Regions from separate parts of the Homo sapiens genome. Here region 1 is linked to region 2. A link is a loop called in an ENCODE intact Hi-C map of the cell type or tissue named here. Cell type or tissue: ascending aorta. All regions are shown on one strand. Links, peaks and the distances in the headings refer to the core of each region. The heading gives the core; the rest is flanking DNA.

Region 1 (8,942 bases), core at 287-8,286, 1.2 Mb after region 2:
GATTGACAAAGGAGTCTTATCATTTAAAAAATCATTTCAAATTAAAGCTAATATCTTTTAAGTATAGAAGTAGACACAATAAAATCATGTGTACTGTAAAGGTTTAAAAAAAAGGTCACAACAGGTTAGTTCACAATTTCAACCTCATTTCCAGCCTCCTCCTTGGTCAATGTTCTCATACTTCGACTCACCATCGATCTTTATATATTAAAGCAAAGGTGGTGGTTATGACACAAGAATGTAGTCATTATCTTCCTATTTACTTTAACTAGATGAATTTATGGGATAAGGATGAGCTATGCAAGGAAGAGTTTCATTAATTTGGCTTTCAAAATTGCACATTAGTGAACAGAGAGAGAAGTCGGAAAAGTCTTTAAATTCTTCAAAGACTACCAAAGTGATTAACCTTCATTAAAGAAGATTCCTATAAAAATATAGATACAGTTTCTCCCTCAATGATTATTAATTGAGAATTAATTTAAGGATAAAAAAACTTTCCAAATTTGAACAAAAAGAAAGAGAAATCTGAAAACCTATATTATTTAACATGTTGAATTTCTCTCTTTGAAATCGCTGAAACAATTAATTAAAGCTCACATTATTTTGAACTTAGCCAAATATACTTACATTTATATTTGGAAATTATAATTATATCCATGAACATATTAAGCAAATTGCCTAAATGTATTACTGCCTATTTTATAAAAACATTTGAAAACATTAAAAAGAGCAAAGAAAAAGATCGCCTAAACTCTATCCTCACCTCCACCCCATGACAACTCTATGTGTAATTTTCTGTGCTCCAGTTCTTAAATAAGCTCTATTATTGCATTTAGTTACAATTTTACCATGTTTACATTTATTTTTTTCCATTTTTAGGTTTCACAAATAGTTTTCCTGCATTATCCCCATAATTATCATTAAAAATAACTACCTAATATTTTATTATGCTAATGTAGCATAATTTAATAATGTCAATTATTCAACATCTTATTATTTCCAAGTTTTTACTATGACATAAGCTTCTTTGTGCAGAAGTGTTTTTACTCACTTCTTTTTATTACTTTGAAATGAATTACAAAGAATTACTAGTTCAGGAGGTTTCAGCATTCTAATGGTTCTGCTTAACCTTTGGCAACATTATCCAAAAGCATACTAGTAACTTACATTGTCCCCAGAATGTTATTTATTTATAAATTGATACATTTATTTCACTTAACTTTACACTCATCTTCCTGCTCTGTGGGTAATAATGATAGTGATGATGACATCACCACCACTAATAATAAGGTTATCTAGTCTAAAACACGCTGAGGACTCTTCTAAGTAATTTATATAGAATTTTAATCAACAATTGTAGGTTTTATGTTCAAATCAATTTGTATTTGATTCCTTGCTCTTCTGCTAATTAACATTGTGGCCCAGGCAGGCCATTTAACTTTTTTCAGATAAACTTTCCCAGTCATACTATGCAAATAGCACTAAAACTCTTGCAGAATTTTTGAAAAGATTGGTTTTCTTAACATTTGATTTAAAAAATTGCCCTTTTAATCTTTCTAGAATTTATTTTTTAATATGTTAAAATGTGTGCATCTAGTCTTTTCTGAACAATTCATTTATCACAGTATTGATTAAATACTATTCAGTTCACCAATATTTAATGTGTACTTCCTTATATTCTAAATTATCATAATCCATTGTGTCTATTTCTGAACTTTCTTCAGCTCACCAATATTCAATGTGTACTTCTTTATATTCTAAATTATCATAATCCATTGTGTCTATTTCTGAAACTTCTATTTTTTCATTGATATAATTTTATGCCAATATAATAAATAAGATTTCAATGATTATTGCATCAAAATATGTTTAATCCTTTGGTAGACTATAATTTCCTTACTAAACTTTCTCCTTAGTTCAGCTAAAAATTGGGTTGTTTCCTGGTCACAGGACCAGGAAAGATTAGGCTCACAGACACTTTGAAGGGTGCGGGGATTATGGAATTTATTGGGCAAAAAGGAAAATAATACAGTAAAACAAGAGGGGTTCCTGTTAACAGGCCCCCATCTCACAAATAGAATCCCAGGTTACTTCACAGGAAGAGGAGGGACCAGGTTCCTTCCCCCTGCAAATGGGGGGAACTTCCCAAGGCTCCACTCTGTCCTCCCAGTGCACAGGCCGATTGGAGATTCTCTGGGGAGCTCTTTTTAATTGGCTGTCTCAAAGTTGTCAAGGCTTTATTGATATGTTCTCAATGTAGCACAGGTGCAGCAACCTCTGTAAATGAAACTGTTGGGAAGTTTCAGTGGTCCCATTAAAGTTGGCTCGAGCAAACTTTTAGAACTCGAACAAAACGCGTGTCTGATTGTAGCTACAGAATCAACGGAACTATATTGTAGGATGCCTTATTTGAAATCCATGAGGTATGAGTTCTGAAATATTTATTATATTTTAATACAAAATTTGCAACTATATTTAAATTTTCAAGAATATAAATATTGGTCTGTTGAACCAGAATGTGTCATTCAGAGAAAAGAATGAGTAAATTGTCTGATTTACAAATTAAATCCTGATTTAATTGAAATCCATTCAAATTCAATTAAATATACTCAGTGTCATGCTATTTAAATGGAAGACAGCATTGCATTCTATAACAAAAGATGGTTTCCATAGATATTTTAAAAACAAAAAAGACAAATTTACTGTAGATGAAAGGTCCAAATTACACATTAAAATTTTGATATTTTAGACATGAGTTCACAAAGTTCAACATTTGTTAAATAATGATAATATAATTAATATTGTTAGCATTTATTTAGGACTTACATGCTAAGCATATTCCCAGGGATTTGTACTCATGTTATCTTAGAGCAAAGTTATGAGGAAGAAACCATTATTACCTGCATTATATAGCTGAGGAAACAAAAGGTTCAGAATAAAACCTGAGAACTTTGTCCCAGATCATACAGAACAAGCATTGGAATCCAGATTTTTTTTCTCTCCAGAGTCTGTGCTCTCAACCATTTTGCCAAAAACAATTAAATCCTTTTATGTTTTGACTTTTCTTCTACTTTGCTTAGCAAATGATTTTTATTATGTATAGCTTTGTAAATTTAAACTGAAACCCTTTACAGCGTCTTGACTATTCAGCTGATGGAACAGCCTCTATAAAAGATCAAACAGTACTTAACAAGTGCTCTTGTTTAGGATTGAAGGCTAACACTGGGAAAAAACAGTGTATGTAGTGTGAATTTAAAATAGAGCACACCTTTCAAATAGCCTCTAAAATTAAAAATATGATATATGACTGTAAATTGTTGACTTCATGTTCACAACACTTTCTGATTTAATTTCAGAATATGTTTATTTTATGATTTCGTAAAAACTTATCAGTAAAGGGCTATAAAAGCTCTAAGATAATGGTTTGACCTTTGTTCTTTCAATACCAAAAGTAAAACTAGCACTACCATCCAGTTTCAATATATAGGCAGGGGGCTGTCCAGCTGGCATTAGCAATTGCAAATGTAGACTTCACCTTTCCAAGGCAAAAAAGGATGGTTGGCTGTGGGAACAAATCTTCATCTTGGAATAGCCTGTGAGAATGCCTAATCATCTACGAATATTACTTTGGCACCATCTACTGGACAGATTAAATAACAACCAACTCACTGTGGATTAGACCTACTTCTATTTCAGCGCTTTTTGTAGTAGCAATCCATATCCTCCAGATAGTCAGAATTAATTTCCCAGCCATAACATTCATTTTCTTCTTTTCCTGTTGATTTACTAGCATGGGGAGCTCCAAGTGGCCACGTGTGGGCTCAGCTTCCAGTTTAATGGAACCATATTAAAGCATCTCTGGTGGAAGCATTCCTCCCTTGGAAACCAAGATCACTAAGTTAGCAGAACCCCAAATCTTGGGAACATTAGGTCTCTGACACAATTCCTTAACTCTGCCATTGTAGTATGAAAGCAACCACAGACAATAGTAATGGAATGAGTGAGGCTGTATTATTACAATAAAAGTTTATTACAAAAAGAGGCAGCAGGCTAGAGGTGGCCTCTGGTCCATATTTTACCAACCTTTGATATACATATGATTTAAAACTCTACAATTTTTAATGACTTGCTCTATGACCTTGTATAAGTTTCCGTCTCTAACTGTGCAGTGTTCTTGTTTGTGGGGTGGCAGTCAGATGGATATAGAAAGATAAACAAAGATATTGAATTCACTAATTGCATTGTTCAATTTGTCTAAATCTCTTATGAATTTGTCTGTATGCTTGCTTTTTCCATTATGCATAAAAGTGTGTAAAATCTTTTGCTGTGATTGTGAATTTGGGTATTTTTCCTTGTGCTTTTGGCACTTTTCCCTTTATGTGTTTTGAGAATATGATATGAAGTACACACAACATTAAATTTATTTCAAACTAGTGAATTGAATCTTCAATTATTTTCAAGTGCCCTCTTTATCACGTGTGTAATAATGTTTGCTTTAAAGTCTCTATTTCCTGATATCAATAAAGTTATACCAGCTTTTGTTTGTTTGGTTTATGTTTGCATGGTGTATGATTTTATATTTTGTTACTTTCAATATTTCAGTATACCTTTCCTTTTCCATTAGTTGGTTTATTGTAAGTCACATATAGTTGGTAGTTGGACTGTTTTTTTGTTTGTTTTGTTTTGTTTTGGAGACAGGAGCTCTCTTTTTATCACCCAGGCTGGAGTGCAGTGGGGTGAAAATGGCTCACTGCAGCCTCGATCTCTCAGGCTCAAGTGATCCTCCCACCTCAACTCCACAAGTAGCTGGCATGCACCACCACTGCAGGCACGCACCACCACGCCTGACTAATTTTTGTATTTTTTGTAGAGATGGATTCTGACTCAGATAACAGGGTTAGCTCTAAGAAACAACAGAGGACAAGCTGGCTGAGTGCTAAAACTTCAAGATACAGAGGGTGTTTGAGTATTCAGAAGCTAAACTAGACCCATAATGAGAGAGAAAAGGGGACTAGAACTCAAAGAACATACCTAGACCGACTTAGTTTCAAGAAGCAAGCTAGGGAGTAATTCCGGGGGGAAAGAAGGTGATATAGAGGAATCTCAAGAGATCCAACTGGAGAAAAAAAGGAGGAGGTTAGATGTTTCCCAGAAGGAGCCAGAATTTGGGAAACTATCAATAAGTTCTATTTCAAAACTTCAGATAGGAACTATTGATAAATTCTCCATCAATACTATAGGTAGTAACTATGAATAAGTTCTCTTTCAAAACTGCAGGGAGGGGCTGGTCGCGGTGGCTCACGCCTGTAATCCCAGCACTTTGGGAGGCCAAGGCAGGTGGATCGCCTGAGGTCAGTAGCTCGAGAGCAGCCTGGCCAACATACTGAAACCCTGTCTCTACTAAAAATACAAAAAATTAGCTGGGCATGGTGGCAGGTGGCTGTAATCCCAGCTACTTGGGATTACAGGCAGGAGAATCGCTTGAACCCGGGAGGCGGAGGTTTCAGTGAGCTGAGGTCGCGCCATTGCATTGAACTCCCACTTGGACGACAGGAGTGACACTCAGTCTCAAAAAAAAAAAAAAAAAAAAGAAAGAAACAAAGAAAAACTGCAGGGAGAGAATCTGTAATAAAAGCAATCAGGGAATGACCCAGTGGGGGACATGAAGCTGCACCACCCAGACAACCTTCAAGGAGGATTTGTCACCCCAAAGTTTGCTGGGATAGGTGCCAGCAGAGAGCCTTTAGTTGCCAAGTCCTCACAGGGTTGTCTCAGCTGCTAAGAGCAGTCTGGCCAAAGGCCACACACTTCTGTGGTGGCTACAGTAAATGACTGGTAGACATTGGGGTACAAAGACCAGACCACTTCAGTGCAAAACAGGATAGCTCCGATTATGAAGAGGCAGTGGCCTCCTTCACTCTTCACCTTTTCCTCTGCCCATTGCTGCTCACATCTCTTCCTTGTCACTGGTGGCGATCCCAAGAGCATTCTCTAGGAAACATACTGTATGCTAAACTCCATCACAGAGTCTGCTTCCTGTAGAACCCAACCTGTGATACACCCCTTAAAGAGTGAAATAGCAATACCAAACGGTTGTATAAAGTATGGGCAAATGTGAGGGTGGAAGGATGATAAGATCAGTAGCGTATTCATCCGTGTTCTTCAGAGAAATACAATCAATAGGATATATGTGTACAAATATAAATCTACTATGTAGATTAATAAATGTATATTTATTAATATATTGATATTTATTTGTGTAAATCTATTATAATATAAATTATTAGGTAAATCTAATATAAATCTCTATATATTTATATTATAACTTATATAGATCTACTATAGTAGAAATCTACATAAATATAAATCTACTATGTAGATTTAATTATATATAGTATAAATAAATTTATATTTATTAATATAAATTCTAAATATAAATCTCACAAATCACCAGTAAAGAACTTACTCATATAACCAAATACCACCTGTTCCCCCAAAAACCTATAGAAATAAAAAATTTAAAAAAAAAATCCCTTTTGGGATATCTACAGAGTAGAAACATGAGCAGAGGGAACAACATATTCCCTGTAACATCTCTAGGCCTTTTGTTCTCTTAACCCACTGTACTTAACCATCAGTTCAGTGGCCAAATAAGAACAGTATAGTCCCCTTGAGAGGAAGAGACCAGTACTCTCTCAGGGCAAACAGCTTTCACCTTTAAAAGAGAATCGCGGTGGCTCATGCCTGTAATCCCAGCACTTTGGGAGGCCGAGGCGGGCGGATCACAAGGCCAGCAGATCGAGACCATCCTGGCTAACACGATGAAACCCCGTCTCTACTAAAAATACAAAAAATTAGCCGGGCGTGGTGGTGGGCGCCTGTAGTCCCAGCTGCTCGGGAGGCTGAGGCAGGAGAATGGCGTGAACCCGGGAGGCGGAGCTTGCAGTGAGCCGAGATCGCGCCACTGCACTCCAGCCTGGGCGACAGAGCGAGACTCCGCCTCAAAAAAAAAAAGCGAATTCCTCCAAAACCAAACACTACTCTTGGACTCCCCCCTAGGCCTATTAGTAACCAGTTTATATTTTCTTCCTAGGAAGCCATGAAATGGGACAGAATGCAGAATCACAATGAACCCAAAAGTGAGTTTCAAGGTGACAGAGAATTACCCTGACTCAGAGACAGGCTTCGGATTTCTAAGGAAATAGTTCTCTAAGGGAATGCACAAAGTATCACCCAAGTGCTTTATGGTATACTGACTTCCCTAACTTGTAAGAGAAGTTAGCAACCCTTCAGATATGTTAGAAATTTTGTAAAGTGAAGGCTGCAGTAACCAAAACAGCATGGTACTGGTGCAAAAACAGACATATAGACCAATGGACCAGAATAGAGAACTGGGAAATAAGGCCACACACCTACAACCATCTTTGTTAAGAAGTAGCAGATGCTGACAACGTTGTGGAGAAAAAGGAACACCTTTACACTGTTGGTGGGAATGTAAACTAGTTCAACCATTCTGAAAGACAGTGTGATGATTCCTCTAAATCTAGAAGCAGAATACCATTTGACCCAGCAAACCCATTACTGGATATATGCCCAAAGGAATATAAATCAATCTATTATAAAGACACATGCATGATTATGTTCACGGCAGCACTATCCACAATAGCAAAGACATGGTAACGACCTAAATGCCCATCAATGATAGACTGGATAAAGAAAATGTGGCGCATATACACCATGGAATACTATCCAGCCATAAAAAGGAATGAGATCATGTCCTTTGTAGGGACATGGATGGAGCTGGAAGACATTCTCCTCAGCAAACTAATGCAGGAACAGAAAACCACACACCATGTGTTCTCACTTGTAAGTGGGAGCTGAAAGATGAGAACATATGGACACATGGTGGGGAACAACACACATTGGGGCCTGTCTTGGGTGGATGGCGGGAGGGAGAGCATCAGGGAGAATAGCTTATGGATGCTGAGCTAAATAGCTAGGTGCTGGGTTGTTCTGTGCGGTAAACCACCATGGCACATATTTACCTACGTAACAAAACTGAGATCCTCCACATGTACCTGGGAAGCTAAAATAAAAGTTAAAGAAAAAAGTTGATGTTAGACTTCGTAAAATTCAAAACTTCTGCTCTTCAAACAACATGTTAAGAGAATGAAAAGACAAGCACCAGCTAGGAGAAAATATCTGCAAATTACACATCTTATAATGGACTTATATCCAGAATATAAAAAGAATTCTCTCAAAACCCAATACTAAGAATACAAACAACCAATTTTTTTAAATGAGTTGAACAGACCAATGAAAATATATTCAGGTGGCAAAAAAGCCATGAAAAGATATTCAACATTGTTATTCATTAGGAAAATGTAAATTAAAACCACAGTAAGATACCAGTACATACCTATTAAAATGATTGACTTAGAAATAAAAAATAAATTTTATAAAATGAAACCATTTTGATTACATTTATCTGTTTGGTCCACATCCCTAGAATTAGTAACAATATTGATATTCAAATAGTATAGTTTTCTATCATAAAAATGTAAATATAAATGGAATAAAAACAAAGAACACCTGCTAAGGTCAGTGGTAAGTGTGATGCACTTCTTGCAGATCCACCTGGAGTTCTAGCGCCTTGGTGCTGCTCCCCACAGGAGGATCCCACAGGAGATGGGCAGAGGAAAACCAGCCCAGGGGATCCTTCTGCAAATAACATAACAGATCACACTGGCAGTTGCTCCTGGATACTTCCTTATTCCTGATATCTGCAAACTCTGGGTCTAGAGTACTTTTATTGCTGCCCCCACTTTTAGGAACAGCGTATTACATAAATGTACTGGGCTCTTCTTTCTTCTGGGACTTCCTATTGTTTTATATGCCTGATTTTTGGCATATGAAACAACATATATATATATTATATATAT
Region 2 (8,942 bases), core at 464-8,463:
TTTTTACCTTCAAATCTTTTTTCTGGCCATTTGTCTTTTTCTTTTAATCATACATTTTCTTTGGAGTTGTTAAAAGAGCAAAGTCATACATTTGAGTAAGTGCAGATGGCCAAGATTAAGAGAACATTCAGGCTAGGGTCCCTCCAACATAATTTAATTTAGGGGTTCGAGAGTTCCAGAAAGCTTTCCGCTGGGGTAGAAAGGCATTTTAGGAGGATGTGAGTGACTGGCAGCCTTGCCGAAGTAATTTGTACTCTCTTTCCAGCCAACTGCAATAACATCAACTTCAAGTGATAAGGATACTGCTAAATTTGCTTTAATTAATGTCAGGTTCCTGAGTAATAAATCACTATTAATTGTTGAGTTAGTTTTTTGGAAATGGCCTAGTCTTTTTGGCTGTTGCTGATATTTGGCTGGGAAAGTCTTCCACTTGTGGAGGCCCTACCTGCTCAATCATTTACTTTACTGTTCTTAGCTTTTCAAGGTAAGAATTTCATCACGGTTGAAGGTCCATGAAATTACTCTCATTTTATTTTGCAATTTTCCCAAAGAGTAGAATTTCATAACCTAATGTGGAATTCAAAAAGGGAAAACATCTATATGATTCTACTCTTCTAATCCCGAAGAGTAGAATTTCATAACCTAATGTGGAATTCGAAAAAGGAAAACATCTATATGATAAAAAATAACTGAACTTCTGTCTTCATTTTTCAATATTTTCTGGAGATGCCAGGATACACAAAACCTGTATTTTTTTCCTCTCTTCTCCCTATAATTTAGAGATGCATTTCTGAGTTGCGTAATTTCTAAAAAAGAATGTGTGTGCGTGCGCACATGCGTGTGTGTACTTGTGTATGTGTGCGTGTGTGTGTGCACATGGGTGTGTGCATGTGTGTGCGTGTGTGTGCATGCATGCACGTGTGCCTGTGTGTGTGCACGCATGCATGTGTGCATGTGTGTGTGTGCATGTGTGTGTAAGTTCTCCTAGCTATTTGGTCTATCCTTTAATTCAACTTATTTGAGCTGGTTGGTCTCATCTAGTCTAACCTTGCAAAGAATCCCCTTCTCAACCAAGGATCCATCTTGTGCAATAGCTTCTTGCTTCTGAGGCTTCCTAGAGCTCTATTTTCAGTTCAGTTTGGATTTGTACTTCTTGCTTCCACTGGGTGACTTTATTCTTTGTAGTGTACACTGTCACATGCATGCAGGAAATATGCATAGGTAAGTTCTAGTCTGGGCTGATCCTACAGATGTTTGATATGTTGTATAATTATGCCTCCTTGATATGTAACCATAGGCCATTTCAAATTCTGTTAAATTTGAAATATACCAAGTAGCATTATTGATTAGTTAATCCATGGACGTCATAAATTCTGAACTCTCTAATTGGCATATCTTGTATTGGTCCTTCAGATTCTCAGAGAAATGTGTCTGAACCAGGGTAAGAAAGGAACGACTTTCTTAATGCATTACATTGCAATTCAGTGAATATGCTAAGCTACCACATTAGGAACCTGGCCAAGCTCTTTAGTCAATTTTCAATTAATTTTAAGTGGGGGGAGGGGCAAAGGGTGCTGAAAAAGAAATGGGCTGAGAATTAGAGAGCCTGACACTGACATCTGACACACAGACAATTTACTGAACCTCATTTTCACATCCATTAATTCAGTGAGAGCTGGATGGTTGGGCTGGGGAGTTCCTCATGTCCTTTCCACTGCTAACTTTCTATGAATAATTCTTAATGTCCACCTGTAACCAGTCCATTGCTTATCAATTTCTTTATTTCACAGGGAGTAGGAGCAAAGTAAGGTATTAAAACTCGGATGGTCGCTTTTTTTTGTTGTTCTTACAACTTCTGGCATATAAGTTTAGGTTTGAAAGAAGAATTAAACCATTTATAAAAACAGAGAAGGAAATTATCTGTAGATTTGTGAACATACACAGCAGCTTCTCATTTAGCATATAAAATTTAGAACTGGATTTTTAAAAAATAGAATCTTTGCTAAACAAATGCATATTTTTCCTTCAACTTTTCTTTGTCTACAAAAATTTCTGAATACTAGTCCCCCCAATCGTCACTTATAGTTCTTATGAAGCAACTAGCTTCTTAAAAGCTTTGAGTTTACTCATCTCTCAACAGTGATTATAAGAGCCTCATTTGCACTCAATCAAAAAGTATGCCTATTTCAATGTCTTGTTATACTTCAATGATTTTCTAGCTTCACCTCAGCAGTGATTTTGCAGGATAAGAGTGGAAACCACTGGAAAATAGAAGACTGAGGAGAATTGTGTAGCATTGTATAAGATATCATAGGTATGGGTTGTTTTAATGGACTCCTCTTTACCCCATTAGTGAGGAAGGGATTTCCACGCTAGGGCTAAGGTGATGGCCATATACACAATACCTGGTGCTGGACAGATGGGATAGACAGCAATTTATTAGTCACATATACTCACAGCCCAGGAGAGGAGGACACTGCATGCCAGGGAGTATATCACCAGGAACAGAGTGAACAACCAGGGGCTGTGGGAGCAGGCTTTGTAGTATCAAGAGGGCATGATGTCCTGGTTCCCACAAGACGACGTGATTGGCTTGTTTGAATAAATCCATAGGCTAGCTGGGAACTGAAACCTACTCCCCAGTAATAGGCAGAAATTGTGCCTGGTCACCTCACTAAGGAGAGTTATTCAGTTAGGGAGCTTTATTCTCACAAGCAAAGTGAGGAGGGGAACTTGCAGTTAGACCATTTGAGACCCTCCATTCTTAGCAGATGTCAAGCAGAAAATAATATTGAATTTTAGTTTTAGTTCTAACGACACATGGATATATGAAGTTATATATTTTTTAAAAAATTATCTAAAGCAAAATTAAGAAAATTAAGAGGATCATATTTAAATAAAATATGGGAAACAATTATTGGTGAGAAATAAAGACTAATTTTTTTTGGAATAATATGTCAGAAGATGTATTCAAGCTTTAATAAATAACATCAAAATCCTGGAGAAAATGTTTTGTTTGGATAGAAAATGGGTGAATTTTAGGATCTTCCAGTTTTAAGCTTTTATCGTTTGTTATCACCTGATTGATAGTTTGTCTTTCTCAGGGATTTCATTAATAAATACCTTTTCCTGGTTTTAATTTCCCCTTTTGTTCTAAAGTGTCTCTGCATAGGTAATCTAAGCTCTTTCTGCATCTTACAAGATTGAGGTTGGCTTTTCCGGTATTTACTTTGCTTGGCTTTCACAGAGCAAATTTGAATTTATGATTTTAGGTTTGCTCAGCTCTTTTGTATATAAGAAAATGCTCTGCAAACAACAATTCAATAGACTAATTTTTATGTAATTTATAAATTGCAACACATTTTTAATGAGAAGAAACTATTCAGAGGAATAGTATTAAGGATGAACCTAACACTATTGAAAGGCTATTTTTCAATAAATGCTAGTGTAGTTTACAATCTTTTATGGTAGAGATGTATTTACCATAACCAACTCCTTCAATTTTCCTGGTACTTGTTTTGGCACTGAAAATATCGCATCCTAGGAAGCCTGTGAATCCTGAGAAAACCAAGACGGTTGGTCACTCTAGTTGTATTCCCATTAGAACTTATATTTCAGCAGGTCAGAAATAGATACAAGGTGACTGGCATATATCTTTTTAAAGTATTGTATTTCTTGCTATATCCCTGACACTTAAAAGATTTCTGGGTGTGTAGTAGGTTTTCAAAAAATATTTGATGGCAAAATGATTGAGAATACAGCCTACCAGTCAATGTCTAATTAACTCAGAAGGAGAAGGTTTATCTCATTGGAATATCATCTTTATCTGTTAGGAACCATCTCTTCTAATTCATGTGAGATAAAAATAGTTCTCTGATTGGAGAATACCTGGCGAAGTGTGCTGAATCAGTCAAAAGGAATGAGTGTTCCAAAATGTGAATGCTAGTCAGTTTGTAATGAGTATCATTGAAAATCCCAAGTTAAAAAGTCAGATGCTTGTTTATCATGTTACTCAAAGCATCTTTAGTAAAATACCCAAACCTCTAAAATTATCAATTTCACCTAACCCTTTGTGAAGACTGTACATGTCCACTCAGGTCTGATGGTGTAGGAGAGGCGGGGCAGGAAACCCACACTTGAGAAGGGACTCTGAGGCTACTTGCTGCAATCTGTCCAGCAGAGGGCGGTGGTACACCTCTGCAAAGACCGAGGCCCACTCTGGGATACGCGAGGATGGTCAGAAAGATGCCTAAGGCCTGCCTGCAAGCGCAGAAAATTAAGAGCATTGGGGAAGGATTCTATGCAGGAAAGCTCTGAGGTCACTTGATACAAGCACAGTGCTATCGTGCACAAGCTGTGGTTTCCCAGTGAACAGTCTTAAGTCACTCAGAAATATATGAAGTCTCATAATTTTACTTTAACCTAAAATAAAACAAAAACAATAAATTATCGTTCCTGAGGGCCAATGCACTAACTACAAAGCTCATTTAAAAATGAAAAAAACACTAAATACTCAAAACCAAGACAAAACACAAATGTATAAAGTTTAAAGGAAAAATCCTAATCATTTTTTCTAGCTTCTGATGATATCGAACATGTTCAGTGCCTTAAAGTTTCCCAAAGTTACAGTGACATTCTTTTAAACATACAGGCTTTTTGAGATCTTTAGGATTCTACTAGTTTTGTGTTTTGTGGCAAACTCTTGTGGCACAGAGCAGTTAAGTGCTTTATTTAGGGACACATAGCTAGATGGAGTAGAGCCAGTTAGTTTGAAAACTAGTTTATTTCTGTCTGCACTCACCTATGGCACTCTCCAATTACATACCACATATTAAATAACATTATATTTATCATTAATGATTACCCATGCTTTAACTGAAGACAGGTATTTCTTACAAATAATAAGGTGATTTCACCAAGACTAAACTTGATAATCTGATTTGTGTCCTAAAATGTCAACTTGCCCTGTAAATAATAATTCAGAAAAAAAAAAAGAGTGAAGTGTTACTTTCCAAAGAGCAGGAAAATTCTGGGTGCAAGAAAGAAACATTATTTCTAGATATCATTAAGGATTTCTTTAGTACTTTCAGAAAGGACATAAAGCATCTTTAGAAAAGAGAAGATAATGGTGAAATGAGGGAGGTTCTGTGCTCACTAGTGACATTTAATTTTCTTTGCTGAGGATGAAGAGGAAGATGAGGTCTCTGGGGACAGCTCCTAACATGCTTGCAGCAGGGTGACATTGTTGAATGCTTTTTCTGACTTCCATTTTTTCAGGGTAGTGAGAGCTGTTTGGCTTCTCCCCCTGGAATCTGCAGTCATTTGCTACCCTACAGCAAAATCTGGGTGATCACAGTTAGGAAAAATGGGTTCTGTGACTTCACATTTACATTCTGCACTAGTGTTCATGGGCTCCATTATTAAAAAAAAAAAAAAAAGAAAGACCCTCAGGGGACCCCCTTTCTCTGGCCTTGAAAGCTACATGGCAAATCTATAGCAAAGCTATTTGAAGGGTATACGTACTTGTGAATGACATGTGGTCCGCTCACCATCAGGAACAGATCTTCTTCAAGCACAGTCCTCTAACGTGAGCTGCTTGGCTTGGCTATCCAGGAGTTCAACTGCATGTGCTGTTTGGATTTGTTTGTGTCCAAATATATGTTTAACAGTAACTAATTTTTTTTTAATTGAGACTTCGCAACGGCAATAAAGAAGATTACTTCAGAATGACCCATCTGTAATTTACAATAAACTATATTTAATTTATTCAATTATGCATATAAAGCATATCTATGCATACATGTATGAAATGCCCAGAAACCGTGCTCAGCTTTAACTAAAATGAGATCCCTGGGTCCCCTACTAATCTTTTCTACATTCTTTTTTTGTTTTGAGACGGAGTCTCACTCTGTTGCCTGGCTGGAGTGCAGTGGCACGATCTTGGCTCACTGCAACCTCCACCACCTGGTTTCAAGCGATTCTGCTGCCTCGGCCTCCAGAATAGCTGGGACTACAGGCACCTGCCACCACGCCTAGCTAATTTTTGTATTTTTAGTAGAGACAGGGTTTCACCACGTTGGCCAGGATGGTCTCGATATCTTGACCTTGGGATCTGCCCACCTCGGCCTCCCAAAGTGCTGAGATTACAGGTGTGAGCCACTGCCCCCAGCCCCTACTAATCTTTTCTAGCTATGCACAGCTTAGGGGGAAAGTATCTTCAGTTTTGACCCTGATCCTCTTACTGTGTCATTATTTGAATTTTTTTTTTTAATCATAGGTTGACTTCCCTCTGTGTTCTCTGTTTTTATGTGGATCTGCCTCAGTGTAGTCACTTCCTGAGTCAAGACAGATGTGCTAATTGGAAGAATTCTCAGTCTCTCTCTGTTTGCAACCATTTAGAGTTCAGACTTTAAAATACAGCCTTTGCAGCAGAATTTCCACAGCTTGTATTTCTGTTCTTATTTACTACTATACATAGCCCCGCAAGGGCTGGATATGTGAAACTGCTCCATTTCTGTAAATATGTCTATTGTAACTCTTGATTATATAATTCCTCTTCATCTCTACTATAGTAGCCCCTTCAAATTGGAATTCAGTATCCCTCTTATGTTTGCATGTAGCACACTATACTTGTCTTCTCACAGAACTCATCAAACTGTCTTCAAATTGTCTATTTATTATCTGTTTCCCATTAGATTGTAAGGTCTGGGGACAGGAACACTCCTATCTTTATTTGTTCATTCATGCAACCAGTGAGTTGTTTCCTCCTGCCTCCATGCCACTAGTATTTGTTGAGCATCTACTATGTGCTAGACGTGCGTGCACACACGCTCAAACACACTTAAGAGCACAGCAGACATTTTCCTTGCAATCATTATGTCATCATTGAGCTAATAGGCTAATGAGGCAGGCAGAGGTTAATCAAATAATCAAACAGACAACATGAATTATCATTAAATGTGATGAAAGAAGGAGAGGTACATGATACCATGAAATTAATACAAAAGTAGCTGGGTGTGCAGTAGGTGAAGTGAATTCTGAACTGAAACTTAAAAGATGACAGAGTTAACTAGAAGGCAAAGTGGGAAAATAGTATTGCAGGCTACAAAGCTGCAAGGCAGAAAGGGTAAGTTTGAGAAATGGAAAAACATTGTGGTTGGATAACAGACAGTGAAGAAGAGAGGGGTGGTAGATGAAGCTGAATAAACAGGTATGGAACAAATTACACAGGGCCTTGGCCGCCGTGTTAGGAGTGTTGGCTTCCATCTAAAGAGCCGGGGAAATCCAGTGGAGCGTTTTAAGCACGAGAATCACAAGACCCTGTATGTAATTGCTCTGACTCCTGTGCAGAAGATGGATTGGATAGGATCCGAGTGAATGTAGAGATTTACCAAGGTGGCTCCTACAGCAGTCCAGGCAATAGATGATATAGTTTAAACTGGGGTGGTGGGGGTAGAGAAGGGTAGAAATTGCCACATGGTAGGATGAAACTGGATTCATATAGCTTTCAGCAAAGTGAAGAAAATCTTTCCAGAAGTGACTGGTTATGAGTGCTGGACATTACTTAGAATTTTCCCACTGTGCCTTGTTCACAATTTTATCTCCAGCACCTGACACATGCAGGTTCTTGTGGTTAGTGCTTAGTACATTTTTTTTTTCAAGAAAAGACAGAGGAGAGTAAGAAAAGAAAGCAAAAAGGAAACGCATAATCTCACCAGGCTTTTAGTGAAAAGGAAAAAATCTCTGGAGAGTTTTCACCACCATTCAAAATTCAGAAATCTTTTGCTGGTGTTTGATAGAAAGTAGCTCTCAAATCGAGTGCAAAATTTGATTGTTTATTTGTTTATATAGTGGCTACTTCCAGTGCTGGGTTGACAAGGATGCTGAGGCCTGGCCTGGGCTTCATAGAACAGAGAGCTGTGCTCCTTTAACATTGTCTGCCATTGGCATGCAGCATAGAAGGGATGAAATAAATGCTACATTTTGTTGCTTCTACAGATTACACTATAGCTACTTCCTATGTTGCATCATAATGGAAACCCTCACTGAAGGTTTTGTCTGCTTACCTATTTTATATCTAGTTGTACTTGTGTTGTATGTGCTCAGATCACACACATTCATTAATACACACACATTTTGCTGTTGTTTTATTTTCACTAGAATTATCATTAGGAAAAAGAACATGGTAGTTCAGTCTATGGGAACAGATCTTCTTTTGACCTGAAATGTTGCACTCACTCTGTATAATGGATTCAAAAGACAAATAGTGCGCTCGTTATTTCCATGAGAAAAGGATAAATTGGGACAGATTTAAGGACCCGTAAAACTATCATGCTCCAAAATCACATTTCATGATTGAGATCACGTCTGCTTGTCCCACATCCATCCCCCACTATTGATCCACTGCCCCAATTTCCAGCAGCTTTGCTCTTTCCGCCATCTCAGTACCTGCCTCTCACGTGAGAACCTTCCACTTCACCAATGATCTGACTTTAACTCCTCTTCCTACAGTATACAGATACTGTAGAGATTCTCAGACTCATTCCATGGTGACTTCAAAGCTCCTCCTATAAAAACTGGAAACACTTTTTTCTTTTAATTCACCCTCTTTAATTTGTGTCTTCAGGGATCTCTAAAGAATTAAGTGTGTATTTAGCTCCCAAAAGTTCAGAAGTTCAGACTGCCATCTGAACCTTTGAGTATGTTCTATCAACATAGCTAACACACAGAGTTAATTTCCTCTGTCATCAGAGATGACATTAATTGCTCCCAAATTCCCACATGCAAGAAGACTAAGCGGGAGCATGCAAAGCTAATCCCCATCAGTCTCTAGATACCAAAACTCAACAGGAAATCCTAGGAGAAAAACATTAAGCCCTTGGCAGCTTAATTTACCCCACTGCAACAATGTTGAGGGTTAAATGATGATATTCCCAACAAGA

What was found. A loop is a pair of places that touch in the nucleus more often than their neighbours do. Peaks named below come from ENCODE experiments on the same cell type or tissue, not always from the same donor. Only the 100,000 strongest peaks of a DNase experiment are listed, where the experiment ranks them.
Region 1: it touches region 2 in a loop (13-fold over the local background); 35 of 110 quality-filtered maps call a loop at or near these places.

What each region holds. Positions count from the first base shown.
Region 1 is chr21:14,254,572-14,263,513 of GRCh38, reverse strand. No RefSeq gene overlaps it. Among named protein-coding and RNA genes, the nearest start is that of RBM11, 43 kb to the right of the region's middle. In ascending aorta, for the core only: a CTCF peak has its summit at 3,638 (motif pointing left); no DNase peak of the experiment used is centred there.
Region 2 is chr21:15,478,604-15,487,545 of GRCh38, reverse strand. No RefSeq gene overlaps it. Among named protein-coding and RNA genes, the nearest start is that of USP25, 250 kb to the left of the region's middle. RefSeq lists a silencer at 4,334-4,383. In ascending aorta, for the core only: a CTCF peak has its summit at 4,175 (motif pointing right); a DNase peak (open chromatin) is centred at 4,175.